2 separate regions of the Homo sapiens genome follow, and region 2 is linked to region 1. The links are chromatin contacts, found by Hi-C or POLR2A ChIA-PET in ENCODE. All regions are on one chromosome and are shown on one strand. The core of a region is the stretch at or near the end of the contact, and the rest is flanking DNA. Distances in the headings are between cores, read along the strand shown.

Region 1 (4,384 bases), core at 1,645-4,144:
AAGTCTCACTGTGTTGCCCAGGCTATATGAGATATATATATATTTTGTTTGTTTGTTTGTTTGTTTTGTTTTTTGTAGAGACAGGTGTCTCACTATGTTGCCTAGGCTGGGCTCAAGCTGTCCTTCCCCGTCGGCCTCCCAAAGTGCAGGGATCACAGTTGTGAGCCACCGCACCTAGCCAAAAGCTATGTATATCACATGAACCATGTAGATTAATATAGATTTTCAACATCAGATAGCTAGACAGTTATAATGAACACTTGCTGAAATTTTTGTTTATTTTTAAAGTATATTTTCCTGCCACTTTAAATTAATTTTGCTTTTTTGTTATCAATATTCACTTATTATAGGATAGACTGTGATTCTGTTATAGCTGAAAGCAGTAAGCACTGTTTTTGCTTTACCTAATTACTTTTTCAGCTTATAAGGTAAAATCATTCCTTTTAGTAACATCAGTCTCATAACTCTTTTTGCTGGAAGCCTGAATATGTGGTATTTTTCAGGTCTTTCTGTGGAATTTGGAACAATTCTAGTTTACACATGTGAGAAGAGTTGCTGGCCCCCAAATCATCAGACTCCCATGGAAGAATTTTGTATTATACAAGAAGACCCAGATGAATTATTGTTTAAGTAGAGCATTTCCTTTTATTAATATAAATTAAAACAAATGTTTACATCCAAATATGTTTGTATGTACCTTATTTTAACTCACAAGTTATTAACCTCTGTTTTTCTGAGTTGCCTTTTTGCCTTTGGGTGCTGGTGCCGGGGCCGGGGCCGGGCCAGGACCTCCTGACTGTGGGTTGGTCTGCCCTTCCAGGGTCCAGGGCCAGCTGTCACAGTGGCAGCTAGGAAGGTAGCTCCTCTCTAGTCCAGAGGGCTGGTGTTGTCTGCACAGCCGTTCTGGTGGGCATTCTAGGGGGGAGGAGAGCAGCGAAAGAGCCAAGAGCAGTGGTCAGCCTCTTGTGTACACCTCTGACACGTGCACTCCAGTGCTTCCTATGCTGTTTCTGGCACCTGATCAAGCCACTGAACCTGCTCTAGCTGCTGGAGGTTTTTGCTCTGTGACCCTGGCTGTTTAGACCTGCCCATGTTCATCAGCCCAGGTCCCCGCCCTCACCCACTCCCATCTTCTGCTCCTGCAGTATCCCAGGAAGGGGTCTTTACTCCGTTCTGGAGACTGTCCCTTTATCCAGCTGCCTTCCAGTCTTCCCCTTTCTTTATTTTTAACATGATCAACCCCTTCCCTTCAGCCCCATAACAGCAGTATAAAAACACTCCCAGCCATGTTCAGACATGCTCTGCCTACGTAGATGAGGATAATGAGGCCTAGGTGATCATGGGGTGGGCTTGTTTCTTGCATTTAACATTATATTTGGAGCATTTTCCCATTAATATTTTTCCCACAACATAATTTATAATTGCTCTATTTTTTAAATATACATCAAAAGCTTTATACAATTTTTAGCCACTTGTATTTTCCAATTTTTATTCCCATGATGGCCATCCCTGTAACTAAATTTATATATATTTTAAATCAATGATAACTGCTACAGGACAGTTTCCTAGAATTGGAATGAATGAGTCAAAAGTTGTGCACAATTTTAGGGTTTTTTTTTCTTTTTTTTCGAGACAGGGTCTTGCTCTGTCTCTCAGGCTGGAGTGCAGTGGTAAGGGCATAGCTCACTGCAGCCTCGACCTCTCAGGCTTAAGTGATCCTCCTGCCTCAGCCTCCTGAGTAGCTGGGACTACAGGTGCAAGCCACCACGCCCTCTAGAGAAGCTTTGCTTTGGAATCTTTACCTGGAGTGTGTTGGAGTGCTTGTTTCCCAATCCCTTGATAAGTGTTACTTATTTTTTCTTTCTACCAGTTTAGTAGGTGAAAAACTTTTTTTTTTTTTTGAGACAGAGTCTCGCTGTATTGCTCAGGCTGGAGTGCAGTGGTGCAACCTCCGCCTCCTGGGTTCAAGCAATTCTCCTGCCTCAGCCTCCTGAGTAGCTGGGGCTACAGGCTTGTGCCACCACCCCCAGCTGTTTCGGTGTTTTTTTTTGTTTGTTTGTTTGTTTGTTTTTTTGAGACGGAGTCTGTTGCCCAGGCTGGAGTGCAGTGGCGCGATCTCGGCTCACTGCAACCTCTGCCTCCTGGGTTCAAACGATTCTCCTGCCTCAGCCTCCCGAGTAGCTGGGATTACAGGCGCACGCCACCACGCCCGGCTAATTTTTGTATTTTTAGTAGAGATGGGGGTTTCACCATGTTAGTCAGGCTGGTTTCAGAACTCCTGACCTCGTGATCCACCCGCCTCGGCCTCCCAAAGTGCTGGGATTACAGGCGTAAGCCACCGCGCCCGGCAGGTGAAAATCTTACCATTTTGCATGGTTTACATTTTTTTCTTTTTTGAGACGGAGTCTTGCTCTGTTACCCAGCCTGGAGTGAAGTGGTGCGATCTTGGTTCACTGCAACCTCCACCTCCAGGGTTCAAGCGATTCTTTTATGGTTTACATTTTAATACGCTTATTGATCATATTGTCCAATTTTTTGTGAGTTTCCTGTTCACATCCTTTGCCTATATTTTTTTGGGGGTGACACTTGTTAATTTGTAAGAGCTCTTTACGTATAGGGACATCAGTTTTCTAACCTGTAAGGAAGTCTTGGCTGGGAGTTGAAACCCCAGGCTAGAAGGCGACCCTTAGACTTTTTAGGTCTGATGGCGGGCCTATGCTGGTGTGGGAATAACACCGCCGGTCTCAGCTGGAGGTCGCCAGCCCTTTGCAAGAGCCTGCCGGTCCCCGCGGGCTGCAGCACACCCCGGCGCGATGTGCCCTGCCTGTGTCTGCCGGAGGCTGTAGTGCGCAGGAGCGGAAACCAGGCCGCCCTTCCCCCACCCGCTTCCGGCCGCGGCTCGGTTCTCCCGCCTCCGCCTCCGCCGCGGCTCGTGGTTGTCCCGCCATGGCACTGTCGCGGGGGCTGCCCCGGGAGCTGGCTGAGGCGGTGGCCGGGGGCCGGGTGCTGGTGGTGGGGGCGGGCGGCATCGGCTGCGAGCTCCTCAAGAATCTCGTGCTCACCGGTTTCTCCCACATCGACCTGGTGAGGGCCGGGCGCGCGCGCGTGAATGGCGGGCTGTGGTGCGGGGGCTGGGATTCGGGGGTTCCGGGGCTCCAGGGGCTCTGAGGCTCAGGGCCCGGAGCCCGGGACCGGAGTTGCGGAGCGGGGGCAGGCTGAGAGGCTCGGGTTGTGCCCCCCCCGCGGGAGGAGACTGTTCTTTGGGCACGGGGCGGGCCTCCGCTCGCTGGGCCGGCTCCGGACGCCGAGGAGGCCGCGGGCCCCCGCCTCCCCGGCAGCGCCAATGTGTGGCGCTTCGTGGGCGTGAAGCCGCCTCTTATCCTCCCTTCAAAACAAATTCCCGGCTGTTAGGAGATGCGGGAGAGGATTGAGTCCCTCGCGGATGTTGTGACTTTAATTTTGAGGTCCCTGTCGTAACTCCGAAGTAACGACGCGGGGCGGAGGATGGCAATGATAGCGACCAACGCGTCCCGAGCGCTGGTCACGAGCGGGTTTACACACGGAACGCGCACCATCTTCATACCACCCGAGGAGTGCAAACGCTATTTCCACCCTGCTTTATTTTTAACAGATGAGGAAAGGGAGACGCAATGGGGTTGAGTAACTTACCCTGGGTCACGGAGCGAGTGGCAGGGCTCCCGCAGGCTGCGTGACTGTCATTGCTCTCACAGTAGACGGTACACTCGCTTGTTTCATTAAAGACGTTAGGACTGTGCCTTTTGCATTGGTGTACGTTGACAAGCCAGTGCTATTTTGAATCGTTATTTCTACTAATGCAAACTTTTTAGAGATTGGAGATGTTACTGGCCCTTCGGTGTGAGTTTAAAGTGTCTTAAGGGCTAGTGGAAACATGGAATGAACAAAAAAGTACGGGTGGCCGACTGAGTCATTGTTTCTTTCCTTTATGTATTATATATTTAAGCAAAAATTAGATAAAACTTAAAACATGATACTTTTTTAACCATGTGTAAAAGTTTCCTTTCACAGTTCTCAGGTTAATAGTAAATGAAATTGTGTATGGATGAAGGCTTGAATTAAGGGAGGCAGCAAAAATTCAATAAACGTTTGCCATGTATCATTTAAGAAAAAGAACAGAACCTGGGCAACATAGAGAAACCCCGTCTCTACAAAAAAAGAAAATTAGCGGGGCGTGGTGGTGTGCGCCTGTGGTCCCAGCTACCCGGGAGGCTGTGTCAGGAGGATCGCTTGAGCCTGGGAGGTCGAGGCTGCAGTGAGCTGTGTTTGCACCACTGCACTCCAGCCTGGGCAACAGAGGGAGACCCTGTCTCAAAAAACAAAGAAAAAGAACAGGGCATAGTTAAAT
Region 2 (4,475 bases), core at 343-2,842, 160 kb before region 1:
AGTCTTAGAGTACAGTTAAGTCCATTTGTTACCAGAAAATCAGACAGACAGCTAGGTCTGTCCTCATCAGGACCAAGTAATACTGGATTTTTTTTTTTCATTAAATGTTCACTATTTTTCTTTGTATGAAATTGAGGCCAGGTATAGTGACTCACACCTGTAATCCCAGCACTTTGGGAGGTCGAGGTGGGAGGGTTGCTTGAGTCCAGGAGTTTGAGACTGGCCTGGGCAACACAGTGAGACTCCGTCTCTTAAAAGAAGAAAGAAAAAAGAAATTGAATATGTGGTGATTACTACCCGTTTCATTTACTTTTTTACTTATTAACGTAGTGACTGTTTAAAAAAAGTTACGCATTGATCTTCCTGTTCCTTCCCCACCAAAAATAAAAGCAAAAACAACAAGCCACCCCTCAAATGAAACAAAATTAAGCCTGTTCTTTATCTATATTACTACTTAGCACATTTGACCTATTTTTTTAAAACCTCTGTTATTTTGAAAGTAAATTTTGGCTCTGTTGACCTTGCGGTTAGAAAAGTTGTTCTTCTGCTTAAATGAAATGATCAGTTGTTTGTAGATTACCAAATATAAAAGCTCTTCAGAACCGCTAATGATAAGTTGCTTTGGCTTCATAGAGGAACGCCATGGTTTGTGGTGGTAAATTGTTACAGAGCAAATGTCAGTACCAGAGGCGGTCATGGATCACCACGTGGAAGCAGGTTGTTCCCACATGAGATTGGTAGCGAGCCGGTGCTGCATCTGTCTCCTTTCCCACTGCATCCTGGGTGCCTGGAGCCTCACAGGGTTGACCCGTGTTGGGGGTGGGGATGGTTGTAGAAGCCTCTTTATTTTTACTTGTGATAGATTCTGGCACTGATTAGAATGTTTATTCAGTAGTTTTTTTCCTATCCGCCTGAGTTTTCATAGCTCAGTATAGGATAACATGGGCTTCGGATTTTGTCAACCAATCAATTATATAGTAGCTCTTTTGTTTTGTTTTTAAAATTTATTTCTATTTATGTATTTATTTATTTATTTTGAGAGAGGCCCTTGCTGTGTTACCCAGGCTGGAGTGCAGTGGCATGATCATAGCTCACTGCAACCATGAACACCTGGGCCCAAGTGATCCTCCTGCCTTGGCCGTCTGAAGTGTTAGGATTACAGTGTGAGCCACCAGACCTGACCTTTGTTTTGTTTTAGTAGCTACCTCTTGACTAGAAAAATAGTTTAATCTTGGCCTCCTTAAAACCTTTTCATTGATATTTTTTACTCTGCTAGAACAGTTCAGTTTTTGCATGTCTTCAAGTGAACATGCTTTAGTATTAATTCCATGGAAGCCATTTCTGTAGAATAGGCTAGTGTCCAGTTTTGTCCAGTTTTCCTTTTGGAGCAGTGTCTCAGGCACAGAAATAGTCTGGGCTTGGTGGACCCCACCCCAAAGTGTCACTTCTTTTCCTCTGGCCTTGCTCTCCATGCCCGCCTTTCTCTTCTGATGTTTTAATGATACCCTCCCTGCTCGGTGATTTGTGTTCAGGAAGCTAGGCAGTGATTACTTTTGTTTCTGCTTTGTGAACTTCCTCCCCCACTTCCTATTTTTACCGCAGTTGCACAGGAAATGAGGCGGCTCCTGGCTGGCTGCTGCTAAGCAGTGATTTTAGGTGGCAGAGGACAAGGCCTCAGGGCCTGAGCCATTTAAGGCATTTTCCACCTTAATCTTTTCACTACCTTCTTCCTCTAGGAGTCATAGGAACATGATTTTGTGATTGGGTTGAGGTGACATCATGTCCTCAGCCTTGTGGGTGGAGACAGGGGTTGCTGTTTAGTTGGAGGACAGCACTTTTGTGAAGGAAGTGAGGGCTTTTTTCAGCAGTAACAATGTGGGTGGAATGTCGTGGCCCTGTGGCCTCTGCAGCTTGAGGGAAGGTTAAGTTGAAGGGACAGGCCCTGTTGCAGGTAAGGATAGGGAGGTGGATTCTGGTTACTCTCTAGAGGGCCTTGACTGGCAGCTTGAAGTGAGCTGAGGAGCCTAGTCTGCTCTCTCAGATCTTTGAGGGGGGCCTCAGCCTCTATGGCACCCTCCTTCCTCTGAACCCATGGCATTTGTTTTCTAAACGACTTATTTAGCATTTATCAGTCTCTTTTTTGATGATGCCTCTTCTTAGCTTATGGACCCGTTATAGCTTAATTTATGGAGAAAGTTTGTATCATCTCCCCAGAAAGAAGTAACTTGTTATACATTAGTTAACTTGAATATGGAAGGTGCTCAAAGCATTAGTTTATCGGAGATTCTTAAGAGCTGCACTGTTGACATTTTGGGGTAGATAATTCTTTGTAGGGGCTGTCTTGTGCATTATGGGATGTTCAGCAGCACTTCTGGCCTCTACCCACTGGATGCTACCCACTAGCACTTGCCCAGGGTGACAACCAAAACATCTCTAGACATTGCCAGATGTTGGTAGGGCAGAGAAGGACACAAAATTATACTTTTCCCCACTTGTTGAGAACCACTGTGTTAAAGAATTGAATTACTAATTACTAACTTATAAAATGGAATAAAGTAGAATGTTTGGTTCCCTGGGATTAAAGCCATTTGTTAGTTTCTATTTTCATATCTGACATTCTCATAATTCTTAGTTTGCTACTTAGAGTATGCTGTGCTCTATCAGCTTCAGCTAGTGTTCAGGTATACCTTCTGTGCACTTTCTTTTTTTTTTTTTTTTTTTTTTAGATGAAGTCTCACTCTGTTGCCCAGGCTAGAGTGCTGTGGCGTGATCTTGGCTCACTGCAACCTCTGTCTCCCGGGTTCAAGCGATTCTCCTGTCTCAGCCTCCCTAGTAGCTGGGACTACAGGTGTGTGCCACCACACCCAACTAACTTTTTGTATTTTTAGTAGAGACAGGGTTTCACCATGTTGGCCAGGCTGGTCTCGATCTCCTGACCTCGTCATCCACCCGCCTCGGCCTTCCAGAGTGCTGGGATTACAGGTGTGAGCCACCACGCCCGGCCCCTTCTGTGCACTTTCATTGAAAGAACTAGGAGCTGGGCGCGGTGGCTCATGTCTGTAGTACCAGCATTTTGGGAGCCGAGGCAGAAGGATTGCTTGAGCCCAGGAGTTTGAGACCAGCCTGGGCAATGTAGAGAGACCCCATCTCTACAAAAAATCAAAAAATAAAAATTAGCTGAGCTACTTAGGAGGCTGAGGTGGGAGGTTCACTTGAGGGAGGTCAAAGCTGCAGTGAGCTATGATCGTGCCACTGTGCTCTAGCCTGGGGCATGGAGCAAGTCTCAAAAACAAAAACAAAAACAAAAACAAAAAAACTAGGGCCTGAGCCTTTGGCAGGCTGGCTTCTTGTCCTCATAGAAGGCATTCTGTCAGCTTCTGTGCCTTGATATTGCTTGCTCTGGAAGTCAATTTCCTTGGAAGCTGAGTAGTGCAAGGGTAAGGAGGAAATGAGAAACATTTAGGATATAATAATAATAGGTAACATTTATGGAGCAGTTGCTGTAGAAGAGGCACTGTGGTGAACAGGATTGACAGGATTGAAAGGACAGGCTAGACAACAGGACGGGGACCATCTGGAATAACACCTTAAGTTTGGGTTAAAAGTTGGTTGTGCCTTTGACCAAGCAAGGCAGTAAATATAGCAGGAGGAGTGGGAAATAGAAAGGTGACAGGGTAAAACTTTTTTTGAAACATAGTCTTGCTCTGTTGCCCAGGCTGGAGTGCAGTGATGCAATCTTGGCTCACTGCAACATCTGCCTCCTGGGTTCAAGTGATTCCCAGATAGCTGGGATCACAGGCGCCCACCACCATGCCCGGCTAATTTTTGTATTTTTAGTAGAGACAGGGTTTTGCCATGTTGGTCAGGCTGGTCTCAAACTCCTGACCTCAGGTAATCCACCCACCTTGGCCTCCCAAAGTGCTGGGATTACAGGCGTGAGCTACCGTGCCCTGGCCATGAAAGGGTAAAACTTGAAGACCCTGCAGAGATGTCTCCTGGGTCTGGTCCTTGGAGAGGGAGGTCTTGACTGGAGAGTTGAATTTGGGAATCATCAGCAGTGATACGGAGTATGATCTCCTAGAGAGAGGTCACTTTTCATTGCTCCAGCTCAGCTTCTCATCAGTTCCAAGAAGCTGGAAGCCTTAACCATCTTCTAGGAGTGGTAAGCAGAGTGCCATGGTCTGGATATTTGACAGAGGTGGGATGGTGCAAGAATGGAGAGCTCAACCTGTGGCAGCAGATTGCCATGTCCCAGACCTAGCTGTGTGGTGACCACTACCTTAGCCATGTGGTGAGAACATGAAGAACTCACTTCATCTTATTAGATGCCTCACCTACCTTATGGGGTCATTGTGATAACCTTGTAATTTGATAACACGGCCAGGTGTGATGGCTTACGCCTGTAATCCCAGCACTTTGGGAGGCCAAGGAGGTTGGATCACTTGAGGTCAGGAGTTCGAGACCAGTCTGGCTAA

What was found. Hi-C counts contacts between places; a loop is a spot of excess contacts on that map. ChIA-PET counts read pairs that join two places held with the same protein, here RNA polymerase II (POLR2A). Pooled maps may share reads with other maps.
Region 2: a map of naive thymus-derived CD4-positive, alpha-beta T cell shows a loop between it and region 1 (3-fold over the local background). The contact joins the enhancer-like site here to the promoter of UBA2 in region 1. A Hi-C loop is called at or near these places in 1 of 168 maps with a recorded cell type or tissue (naive thymus-derived CD4-positive, alpha-beta T cell), 2 of 37 single-sample maps with no recorded cell type and 8 of 50 pooled maps. POLR2A ChIA-PET finds 5 or more read pairs at or near these places in 4 of 52 experiments (HCT116, HEK293, WTC11 and 1 more).

What each region holds. Positions count from the first base shown.
Region 1 is chr19:34,425,487-34,429,870 of GRCh38, forward strand. UBA2 (ubiquitin like modifier activating enzyme 2) reads left to right here and starts at 2,895. Exons shown (of 17, transcript NM_005499.3): 1 at 2,895-3,084. The coding sequence starts at 2,947. LOC124904695 (a long non-coding RNA gene) reads right to left here and starts at 2,878. Exons shown (of 2, transcript XR_007067232.1): 1 at 2,636-2,878; 2 at 620-915. PDCD2L (programmed cell death 2 like) reads left to right here. Exons shown (of 7, transcript NM_032346.2): 7 at 504-682. The coding sequence ends at 634. RefSeq lists silencers at 2,783-3,022, 3,053-3,162, 3,233-3,392.
Region 2 is chr19:34,268,544-34,273,018 of GRCh38, forward strand. All of the region lies in intron 1 of GARRE1 (granule associated Rac and RHOG effector 1), which reads left to right. Among named protein-coding and RNA genes, the nearest start is that of GARRE1, 16 kb to the left of the region's middle. RefSeq lists an enhancer at 1,573-2,273. Within about 2 kb of position 1,593, at least 35 of the 41 ENCODE cell types and tissues checked have a DNase peak (open chromatin) inside an H3K27ac peak, as active enhancers do.